Linked DNA regions of Homo sapiens: regions 1 and 3 are each linked to region 2. Evidence: chromatin contacts called from ENCODE Hi-C or POLR2A ChIA-PET data. All regions are on one chromosome and are shown on one strand. Each heading gives the region's core, a stretch centred on a gene start or an enhancer-like site at or near the end of the contact. The rest is flanking DNA. Distances are from core to core; before and after follow the strand shown.

Evidence for each region. A loop is a pair of places that touch in the nucleus more often than their neighbours do. ChIA-PET counts read pairs that join two places held with the same protein, here RNA polymerase II (POLR2A). Pooled maps may share reads with other maps.
Region 1: a map of ascending aorta shows a loop between it and region 2 (4-fold over the local background). The contact joins the promoter of CLMAT3 here to the promoter of SMIM3 in region 2. A Hi-C loop is called at or near these places in 1 of 168 maps with a recorded cell type or tissue (ascending aorta), 1 of 37 single-sample maps with no recorded cell type and 7 of 50 pooled maps. POLR2A ChIA-PET finds 5 or more read pairs at or near these places in 1 of 52 experiments (BJ).
Region 3: a map with no recorded cell type shows a loop between it and region 2 (5-fold over the local background). The contact joins the enhancer-like site here to the promoter of SMIM3 in region 2. A Hi-C loop is called at or near these places in 2 of 37 single-sample maps with no recorded cell type and 1 of 50 pooled maps. POLR2A ChIA-PET finds 5 or more read pairs at or near these places in 1 of 52 experiments (BJ).

The regions. Positions count from the first base shown.
Region 1 is chr5:151,675,172-151,678,793 of GRCh38, forward strand. CLMAT3 (colorectal liver metastasis associated transcript 3) reads left to right here and starts at 1,774. Exons shown (of 5, transcript NR_109873.1): 1 at 1,774-1,876. It overlaps SPARC (secreted protein acidic and cysteine rich), which reads right to left. Exons shown (of 10, transcript NM_003118.4): 2 at 961-1,030. The coding sequence starts at 1,017.
Region 2 is chr5:150,776,451-150,780,343 of GRCh38, forward strand. SMIM3 (small integral membrane protein 3) reads left to right here and starts at 2,307. Exons shown (of 2, transcript NM_032947.5): 1 at 2,307-2,522. It overlaps LOC124901110, which reads right to left. Exons shown (of 2, transcript XM_047417995.1): 1 at 3,457-3,893; 2 at 1-3,101. The coding sequence starts at 2,671. The coding sequence ends at 2,030. RefSeq lists a silencer at 2,202-2,391 and an enhancer at 2,829-3,690.
Region 3 is chr5:151,697,620-151,701,303 of GRCh38, forward strand. No RefSeq gene overlaps it. Among named protein-coding and RNA genes, the nearest start is that of SPARC, 13 kb to the left of the region's middle. RefSeq lists an enhancer at 1,840-2,661. Within about 2 kb of position 1,697, at least 24 of the 41 ENCODE cell types and tissues checked have a DNase peak (open chromatin) inside an H3K27ac peak, as active enhancers do.

The DNA of each region.
Region 1 (3,622 bases), core at 524-3,023, 900 kb after region 2:
GGCTGGAGCTGCTTCAAAACTTAATGCCAACTTTGAGAAACTTTTGCCTCCATCTACCAGCCTGATCAAGATTGCCAGGGTCTGCCATCACTCCCACTTCTTAGTAAACAGAGGATGAGGGGATCACAGGTTGAAAGAAATTGCACTTTTTGCCTGCCCTGTTTCTTCCTCCTCTCCTTGTGAAGGCTTCCAGATGAGCTGTGGATAACTACTCCTGTCCCTGCATGCAATGCTTCGAGGAACTGTCTGTCAATCAAGGGGCCCCACTCTCACCTGGCCAAGAAGCTGGCTCAGGACCCAAGCTCAGCCAGATTGGCTCTCATTTTTTGAATTTATAAAAACCTTCTTGGCACATTCTCTCAAGATGTGAAAATTGCTGGAGTTGATTCATTCAGACAGCAATATCTCAGAGACTGTCCATTAGTTCTTAACTCCCAAAGCCTAGAGCTGCCCTTTTCCAGTCCTCCCCAAGGCCTTTAATATTATAATCTACCTCTGTATCTTCCCCTCCTTCCCCAATTTAGTCAGATTGAACTGTTGCTTACAACCAAACAACCCTCACTGTTTCAGAAGCCAACACATTCCTCTCTCTATAGCTTGAATCTCTTCTAATACCACCCCTACCAGAAATCCCCCACATCCTGTCTCCTGCCTGCTTGAATTCCTCATATGACAAAGAGGTCATTTCCTTCTAAAGCAATCCTAGTTCATTGCTGGGAGGCTCTGACTACTAAGAAGTTTATCTAACATTACATGGAACTCTCTCTTCTCTGATACCTCCACCCAATGGTCCTCATCCCAGTTTTTATCCCGAGCTTCCTAACTTAAGAAAAAAAAAAGACCACTAACTTGAAATGGGGAAGTCCCTGTTCCCTTTCAGCATCCAGGGCTGGCAGGCTCAGAACCCCTGGTGCTAGCGGTAGGAATGAAAACAAGAAGACATGATATTTAGGTACTTACAGGGGCTGCCAAGGCCCTCCCGGCCAGGCAAAGGAGAAAGAAGATCCAGGCCCTCATGGTGCTGGGAACCCTATGGGGAGGAGAGATTGAGAGTTCAGTGAGGGTGAGACTTCCTTATGGAGATTTCCTTCTGAATTCCTGATATGTGCAAGATAATGTTAGATGGTACAAGTTAAATGATAGTGAAAAACATGAGGAGGTTGGTTCCATTTAATATTCTTTCAATTCTGCTTATATGAGAAGAAAGTCTCAGTTTGGTGCCAAGATGTCTTAAACACCTCCTTTATACTCATCTATCTCCTTTTTTAACAAAAAGAGAATAAGCCTCCAGCTCAGAGCTTCCACAGGAAGTTATATCCAGCTGGAACTGAATCAAGTTGTTTTGTTTTTTTTATGTGTTTGTTTTTACAGTTTCCTTCTATTTATGACAAAGGTACACAGAGTTTTTTCCATTTATGGTAGTGATATAAAATCTGCTTTTGTAATACATTTATTAAAGTTTTTGCAAAGTGATTCAACTAAGGTGATGGGCTAACTAGTTAAGTTTGGGCAATGCCAAACCAGATCATCTTCAAGGTCCCTTCAATCCCTGATATTCTAAAATTATTTTTTTCCCTAAACCCAATCTCTCCTCTTCCTCCTCTGTCGCCTCCTCCCCCTCCTTCCTACTCCCTCTGCAATGGGAGAAGTTAATAGGCAGGAACTTCTTGCCAGTTTGGGACAATGAGATCCACATTCTAAAACAAAGAACAATAGTCTTGGAATGTAACCCATGGAAACTTGAGGGTGGCCACATTTTTCTCCATTCTACCCAGAAGAGACAGCACTTCTTTAGGTCCTGTACGGAAACCATCCAGATGCTTCCATGTGTTGCAGAGGGGATGTTAGCTGAGATCTAGAAAATACCTCTGTTCTGGTAACTGTTAAGGCCTCATTCTCTAAATGCCAAGCTCTAGACTCTAATACTCTCATGACTATAAGGGATTTTGGAGCAGTATCTCCTCTGAGGATTCAAAACTAAAATGCTATTCCTAACAGAGGCTCTGTGGTGGAGACATTTCATTTCTTGCACTAACTAAATGGCTTTTCATTCTCAAGTGACTTTAGAAAGTTCTTTCTTTTACTGATCTAAATGTGCCTCCCTCAAACTTTCTGATCTGTCTACCCCATCTCCCCTGCAGCCACAAAGAACAAACCTGCTCTCTCTACCCACAAATAACCTTCCATCAGGAGCAACAGTGGCCATGTCTTCCCTCTTTCTTCTCCCAAAACCTCCCTGTCAGGCTCATCATCCCTTATTTCTTCCAAGACTTCTCAACTGACCAAATGGTGGTGGGAGGTAACCCGGCATCATGGAGAAAAATACTCAGCTTGAAATTAAATGCCAGGGGGTCTTGTTCTACCACAGTAGTATCAAGTCTTTTGGTCTCTCTAGACCTTGGTTCCCCCATCTATCAATTGAAATGGGTAGACTAGGTGAACTTTGAAGTGGCAGCCTCGGTCCTTAAAATGCTCTTAAGACACCCCAAGCACATTCTGGTCTTGACACATATGGTCTCCTCTGGGATCATATGTCTTCACTTGTACTATAGCATTTGGGAAGCAGAAACAGGCAGAGGAAGAGCCCACTTCATAATGGTCCTTTCTTGGGCTTAAAGAGACACAAAACCTCACCCCCTATTGCACAGAGTGAATGAAGTAAAACTAACAGAAATGTAAAGGACCTGGGGGTTTGGTATTGCTTCACAATAACCCCAACTTCCAGAGGAGTCTAGTCTTCCCTTTTGAGGCAGCTTGTGGAATGTTCCTCCCCTCACACAGTTGTTCACTTGTTCCCCAGGCTTAAGTGGAAAAATCTCCCTTCTTGCTTCCCCTTTTGGAAGACGCAAGATAAATAACTCCTGCATGTGGCTTGGGACAAATGGAACAGAAAAGAAAACATCAAGGAAGGACTTGTCTGAGATAGTTTGAGGTTGAAGGATCAAAGTGAAATAGCAGCTAAAACAAAACAAAACAAAAAGTTACCCTGTCTGAGCTATAATGACAGGGAAGTCATGTTATTGAAGAAATAGCCCAGCTAGGACTGGAAATGTAGTAAGCTTCAGATTAGAAAGACAGGAAGACAGACATTTCCCTGAGTCTGCGTCCTTCATATGAGCAGAGTAACCGCGCTCCCCTCTGTGACCAGGGGAAGGTTTCGCTGGGCGGCTCTTCTGTCTGTCCTGCCTCCTCATCTTCCTGAATTCCTTTTCCAGCTGCACACTCACCCTCCCTGCCACCCCCATCCCTGCTGTTGCAGCCAGAAGAGAAAAATAACTCTAAGTCTTATAGTGCTGCTTCATAGTTTCTAAAGCACTGTCACATAACACTGTCTCCTAGAGCCTTCTGACAATGCTGGGAAGTAGGCAGACAGGCATGGAAGGGTTCTTAGTCCCACTGTCCTAATGGGGAATCTGAGGTTGAGAGGGAGGAAGCACTTGTCCAAAGTCATGCAACAATTCAGGCCCTCTCCAAATAGGCAAGCGTTCTCACTCATGGAGTTGGGGTGAGCCTAATAGGAATTACGCTCAGACAAGTGGGAGTGGGGGAGAAATGCAGAGAGACTGTTAAGAACAGAACGCAAAATCTTGGAATACACCTTAAAAGTTTTGGAAGAAAACTG
Region 2 (3,893 bases), core at 1,057-3,556:
ACTCGAAATACTGGTTTTCTGATTTCTAATACAATATGTCATATTATTCCCCAAAAGTAAATAAATATATTTGTACAAGTGAAAAATGAAAAGAAAATGTCTCGTGTAGATATGATTCTTAAAGAGGGTATTTGCTATGGATTGCATCCTAATGGGGGCCTCTTTAGGCAGTGGTTTGTTTGTTTGTTTGTTTGTTTGTTTTTTGGAGACAGAGTCCCACTCTATTGCCCAGGCTGGAGTGCAGTGGGGCAATTCGGCTCACTGCAGCCTCCGCTTCTGGGATTCAAGTGATTCTCCTGCCTCAGCCTCTCCAGTAGCTGGGATTACAGGCGCCCGCCACCACGCCTGGCTAATTTTTGTGTTTTTAGTAGATACAGGGTTTCACCATGTTGGCCAGGCTGGTTTCGAACTCCTGACCTCAGGTGATCTGCCCGCCTCGGCCTCCCAAAGTACTGGGATTACAGGCATGAGCCACTGCCCCTGGCCAAGGCCGTCTTTTGATGGCAGCCAATGTCATTAGACTACAACTTCTTCTGTACAAGTTCCCCAAAGTATCAGGGGCTCTCTAAGAGAGTATTACTTATTTCTTTCAGGTCCTGATGGTTTTCTCTTTGGAGTGGTTGTAATAGAGGACCAAGGAAGTTGTGAGCTGTTTTCTGGCTTTTGCTGTAACAAAAGCTTGTTGCTGAAATTGACTATTTCCCCCACTCCTGCATCCCAACACAGCATCCATTATTCTTCCCTTCAGTGCTCTCTTTGCAAAATCAGTCTAGCCTAGGCAGCAGACTTAACATGGTATGCTCCTGTGGGGATTCATACTTTATTTCTGGCTTGCTTTTAGGGTCCCAGGGCAAGTCGATATTAAAGAGATACTAATAAATTGCTAAATGGAAAGGGAGACTAGGACTCAGCTGGCTCCAGGCCTGAGCTTCTGCCTTGTCCCAGAGGGAAGCCAATGTTCACAGCAGGGCACATGGAGTTACCAGTTGTCCACCCAAAGGAACTCTCATCCCCTTCACTAACCAGGGAAAATGTCATATTAAGATTGTCCTCCTGTTGCAGTGAGCCGAGATCATGCCACTGCACTCCAGCCTGGGCGACAGAGCGAGACTCCGTCTCAAAAAAAAAAAAAAAAAAAAAAAAGATTGTCCTCCTTCAATCTTTTTTTACTATTAAATGAGAGCTTTGTATTAAACTATTCAGAATTGGGTTGTCCTTGTTTTTAGGTTCCCACACTATCTCTTTTGAATAAAACATGTTGTTGGGTGACAGCCCTTAGGGTTTTTCTCAAATCATTTCTCATGTGAATCCCCTTCATCCTCACTGTCCTTCCCTTAAGAAACTGGCGTGTGATAATGATGATTTAGAGGTCATTTCTGCTGACCTCATCCCTGAATCAGAGGAAACAGCATGGAGTAAGTTCTAAGTTCGGGGCCCACACCATATCAAATTTAGGCCTGGGGAAGGCAGTATGGCTCTTTCCAAACCCTCCAAAACACTACTGGGCTCCAAGACTGCTCAAGGTCTCACTGATAGTCAAGGCTTGTGCTCCTTTTTTTCAGAAGAGTAAGATTAAAGAAAACCACTGTGAATTAAAAAGTGTGGGTGCCAACATGGGACGGGAGTCCCCCCTCACTCCATGGATGACATAGAGGGGGCAGAAGATTACAGAATTGGCATTGTCCTGCGTGGAAGCTGGGCCACCCACAGTGGCGTGGGAAGCCTCTCAGATGCTGGATTCTAATGGGCTCTTGATCACCTTGGATTGGGCTATTTCATTGTTATCACAAAATAAACAGGATGCTCCAAGTCATGTTATGGCAGAGAACCAACCAGCTTCACACTGGTCCTCTAAACCAATCCTCACAACAGGACTGGGAGACAGGTGTTACCTTTCCCACTTTACAGAGAATGAAACAGAGTGGCAAAGCCTCCGAAGGACCCTACACTTCGGACATCGCAAAGCAGGATCTGAGTCCCGGCTCCTCTGTCCAAACCTACTTGCTAGGCTTTCTTTCCCATGTCTACTCTATAGCTGGAAAGGTCGTGGAGGACACATTTTAGGCCAACCCTCTCGGTTTACAATCCAGAGAGGGGAGACCCTCAGAAGCCAAGCGACATGTCCACGGCTACGCGGCGAGTGTGTGGCAACGTGGAAGGGGAGCCCGAGACGCCCTGGTCTCTCCCTTCTCTCGCAGGTTCCTTTCTCCCCGAACGCAGCCCGCAGGGGACGCTGGAGGAGGAGCTGAGCTGGAGTTGCCGGGGCCCCGGGACCGGGCGTTCCGGGGGCGGTCCCCAGCAGCCGCGCATTCCAGAGCCAGCAGCGCGTCCTGGCCGCTCCTGCGCTCTCCCGCCTCCCGGGGCTCGGAGGAGCCGGGGCACGTTCCAGGAGCTGCCTAGGGCTGAGGTTCCAGGCCTGGGGGTCGCTTCCAGCTGCCAGATCCCGTGCAGTCCTGGGGACCCTGAGAAGCACCGAGCCATCCCTGACCCAGGAACTTTCCGCAGACTCGCCGCCATCTGGGGTGAGTGGGGCCACCGGGGGATTGTTTGTGGGGCTCTGGCAGAGCGGAGCTCTTCGGATTCGCGACCTACCTCTAGTGCGGCCCCTTTCCCCGGGCTCCCAACGTTCTTCTTTATGTCCGGTCTCTCCTCCCCATTTCTCCCTTTTCATCACTTTTGTATTTCTTGCCCTCACCCCCTCCTTTTTCTCCTGCTGTCAGCTCTTAAGTTCGAGCCTCCTAGTGCACAGAATTTTGGGCCTGGGGGAGGCGGAGCTTGGGTGGGCGAACCCCAGCCCCACTCGGAGACTGGCTTCTCTCCGGGTCCGCTGCCCTTGCCTTCTCGGGAAGCCTCCTCCTCGGGCAGACTGCCACCTCCTGGCTCTCCAGGCCCAGCGTCAGGGTTCAGCGCCCGGGCCTGAGCACCTGCTTGGGCGCTGCGCTGGGTTTGGGTCTTTGCACTTACCTGTCCCGCTTTTCTCGAGGCCCCGTGTAGAAGGCGCCAGGAGTTTGGAGTCAGGAGTGGCGGGTTCCAGCCCTGGTTCTGTCACTAACTGCTTCACCATCCTTGTTTTTCCATCAGTGAAATTGGGAAAACATTTTCTGCGTGCAGAAAGCAAAGGAGAAAGGACATGAGCAAAGTATCTTGGAGAGAAGGCTTCCTTCAAGCTCCCTCCTGCTGGTTAGCTGTCCCTTTCCTGAGGACGTAGTTGTTCCAGTTGCTGGTTGTTTTGCTCCCTAGTCTCCCCCATGCCAGTTTCTTGAGGGTAGGGACTGCCTGTCTATCGTCATCTCTGAGGCATTCTCAGCTCTTGGAGCAGGGCCTGGCTAACAGTAGGTGCTCCATACATATGTACTGAGTGAAAGGATGAAAGGTGTAACCCCCCCCGCCCCCCCCACAAATTGAAACAAACCTCAGGGGCTGTTATTCTGATTGAGGGCCAGGCTGGGCTCTTACTTATGCAGCTGCACTTGTTTCTTCTGGACCAGCTGGAATCCTGCTGCACCTGGGGGCTGAGGAGTCTCCGGTTCATCTGTGGTGAATACTAAGGTCCTCAAAGCTCCAGGGTGTGGTGGTGAAGGCTGCGCAATCACACAAGTATCAGAGATTCCTTGAACATCTGCTATGATGCGTGCTGCTACTGCAGTGGCCACATAGTTTGGAAGGATTGGGGATGCCTGAATTAGGTGGAGGTGGGAGCGGGAAGAACAGGTACTCTGGGGGTTAGGAGACCCTCTGAATTACCCTAATGGAGGCATTTCCCCTCTCTGGCCCTTGTCTTCCCTATCTGTAAAATGAAGACATGGGAGTGGAACAGATGTTTGTCTGTGGTTGAGCATGACATGCTCTTTGGTTTATGCAGGCCGCACAGCAGCCATCTAGACACACGCAAA
Region 3 (3,684 bases), core at 447-2,946, 920 kb after region 2:
CAGTTTGGTCACTCTGGGCAGGCAGGCAGCTGGCAGTCCCTATGTCCACCCCGAAGCTGGAGGAAGAGACTCCATCTATTAGCCCAGCATCTCCCCGAAAGGAAAAACCAGAGGCCAGGTGCTGTGGCTCACGCCTGTAATCCGAGCACTTTGCGAGGCCAAGGCAGGCAGATCACTTGAGCCCAGGAGTTCAAGACCAGCCTGGGCAACACAGGGAGGCCTGGCTCTACAAAAAATACAAAAATTAGCCTGGTGTGGCATGGGCCTGAGATCCCAGCTAGTCAGGAGGGTGAGGTGGCAGGATCACTTGAGCCCAAGGAGGTCAAGGCTGCAGTGAGGTGTGATCCTGCCACTGCACTCTAGCCTGGGCAACAAAGTGAAACCCTATTTGAAAGAAAAAAAAAACTGCCAGGTGCGGTGGCTCATGCCTGTAATCCCAGTACTTTGGGAGGCCAAGGCAGAGGGATCACCTAAGGTCAGGAGTTCAAGACCAGCCTGGCCAACATGGTGAAACCCCTTCTCTACTAAAAATATAAAATTAGCCAGATGTGGTGGTGCATGCCTCTAATCCCAGCTACTCAAGAGGCTGAGGCATGAGAATCACTTGAATCCAGGAGGTGGAGGTTGCAGTGAGCTGAGATCATGCCACTGTACTGCAGCCTGGGCAACAGAGCGAGACCCTGTCTCAAAAATAAATAGATAGATAGATAGATAGATAGATAGATAGATAAACAAAATGAGCACCGGACAAGGATTCGAGAGACCTGGGCTCCTCACCCAATCATTAAATGATATGGGCAAATCCTTTTCTCGTTCTGGGCCTTACTTTGCTCATTTTTTTTTTTTTTTTTTTTTTTTGAGATGGAGTCTCACTTGGTTGCCCAGGCTGGAGTGCAATGGTGTGATCTCGGCTCACTGCAACCTCTGCCTCCTGGATTCAAGCAATTCTCCTGTCTCAGCTTCCCGGGTAGCTGGGATTAAAGGCACCCGCCACCACGCCCAGTTAATTTTTGTATTTTTAGTAGAGACAGGGTTTCACCATGTTGGCCAGACTGGTCTCGAACTCCTGACTTCAAGTGATCCACCTGCCCCAGCCTCCCAAAGTGCTGGGATTACAGACGTGAGCCACTGTGCCCAGCCATTTTGCTCATTTGTAAAATGAGGCTATTGGGTTAAGTTATAGTTTCCAGGCAGTGGGTGATGAGAACCAAGATGATGGGGTTCAGATCCTCCTGAGAACCCCTTAGAGGCAGCTGTTGTTTTGCTATGTTAATTGTAAACGAGGATTCTGCAGCTAATAAAATGCTTGAAACTCACGAGGCCATGTAACTTAAAGGCCTTTTGACCATTAAATTCAGTGTTTTCCTCCTCTTTCTGTCTCCTGCTTCTCTCCCTCCCCTGAATTCCTTACTCAAATCCCTGAGTTTGCTGGCAGAGACTTCATGATTCTTCAGGGTTGCAGCCCTAAGTCTATCTTGCTATCTCTCTAGAGGCTGGACTCTGCCCTTTCACTTGCAGCATGGGAGAAGAATTGTTTCTTTCCTAAGATCATTAGGGAGACCCAAGGGTCAGGACAAATCATAGCCAGCCACCCCATCTGGCCCAATGCTGAGCTCTCCAGCTCCCCCGTCTCCCACTGAACGGCTCGCTTCCCAGCCCCATCCCAAGTTAGGTTATTCTCCTGATTCAGACATTTTTGTGGTGTGAAATCATCTCCGCCCAGCCAGCCGAAGCTGGGAGCTCACTCCAGCCCACTGCAGCTTGCTGGCCCTCCCTTTCCCTGCCACGTCCCCACACCCTCAGCTCCTCTTCTCCCAGCACTCAGAACTTCCATTTGATTTCCTTTCAATTCTGCAAAGAAACAAAGAGTGTCAAGGGCATGTTGGATTCAGCTCTGTCCTCTCCCTGTAGCTCCTGGTGCAGGTCCTGGCTCATGATCAACCCCTAAGGGAAAGTGATTAAAATAAGTTTGTTAAATCAAGACAGAGAAAGGAGACAAAGGAAGACAGACAGAGTCAGACAGTGGAAGGGAGAGACAGACACTGAGAGTCTGCCATGATTAAGAGAGAGACAGAGGCCAGGCATGGTGGCTCATGCCTGTAATCCTAGCACATGGGGAGGCCAAGGCGGGTGGATCATCTGAGGTCAGGAGTTTGAGACAAGCCACGCCAACATGTCGAAACCCCATCTCTACTAAAAATATAAAACTTAGCTGGATGTGGTGGCACGCGCCTGTAATCCCAGCTACTCGGGAGGCTAAGGCATGAGAATCGCTTTAACCTGAGGGCCGGAGGTTTCAGTGATCCCAGACCATGCCACTGTACTCCAGCCTGGGTGAAAGAGAGAGACTCCATCTCAAAAAAAAAAAAAAAGAAAGAAAAGAAAAGAATGGCCGGGCACAGTGGCTCACGCACTTTGGGAGGCCGAGGTGGGCAGATCACGAGGTCAAGAGACCGAGACTATCCTGGCCAACATGGTGAAATCCCATCTCTACTAAAAATACAAAAAAAAAAAAATCTAGCTGGGCGTGGTGGCGCATGCCTGTAGCCCCAGCTACTCGGGAGGCTGAGGCAGGAGAATCACTTGAACCCAGGAGGTGGAGGTCGCAGTGAGTGGAGATCCCGCCACTGCACTCCAGTCTGGCGACAGAGTAAGACTCCGTCTCAAAAAAAAAAAAAAAAAAAAGAGAGAGAGACAGAGGTGGGAGACAGAGAGACAGAGAGATGAGACAGACACAGAAACAAATGCAAAGAAAACTTACCTGAAACTTAGCAACAAAGCAAAAGGGTGACTGCATGTCCTCTCAGTGTTAGACTGGAACATGGTCTGACAAGTCCATCCAGGGATCATCTTCTCTAGGGGTTGTGCTACCTACTATTGATGAGGGCTCTGACTTTGAAGTTACATGTTAACTTGCAGGTTTCTGTCCATTAGAAACAAAACAAAAAAAAAGAACCCCAGAGGTGACAGTGCAAATGCCTTGCAGGGCGTTAACCGGTTTTGTATATTACCCAGCAGCCTTTTTCCAGCATTCTTTCAATGCAGTAGCTGTATAATCTCTTTTTGAATTCTCTTTGAACCAACTTTACCATGCTGCTTATTCCCTCATTAATGGGTTAAAAAAATCATTAACATGTGCTCATTTTTTATTCATTTTTATTCATTTTTTATGAGTCATGTTTTTAACTGTTAAAAACTGTATTCTGATAAGAGAGGCAGAAATAGAATGAGACAGAGATGAAGAAAGAGACAGAGTGAGAGGCAGAGGCAGAGATAGAAAGGGAAAGAGACATAGGGACACTGAGAGAGGCCAGAGAAAGAGACACACAGAGAAACAGAAGAAACAAAGGTTAGAGGGACTGAGACCCAGTGAACCCATGCACAGAGTCAGAGAGAGAGAGAGAGACAGAAAGGCTAGCAGCAGAGATCAAGATCAGCCATGCATGCACAAAACACCAGAAGTAATGTTAGCCTCTGGGGAAGGGATACATTGGAGTGAAAATGGAGGTGAAGGGGAGGGACTTTTATATTTATTTATTTATACTTCTATCTTGAATTTCTTTCTTTTCTTTTCTTTTTCATTTAGAGACAGAGTCTCTCTATGTTGCCCAGGTTGGTCTTGAACTCCTGGGCTCAAGTGATGCTCTTGCTGCGACCTCCCAAATTGCTGGGATTATAGGCGTG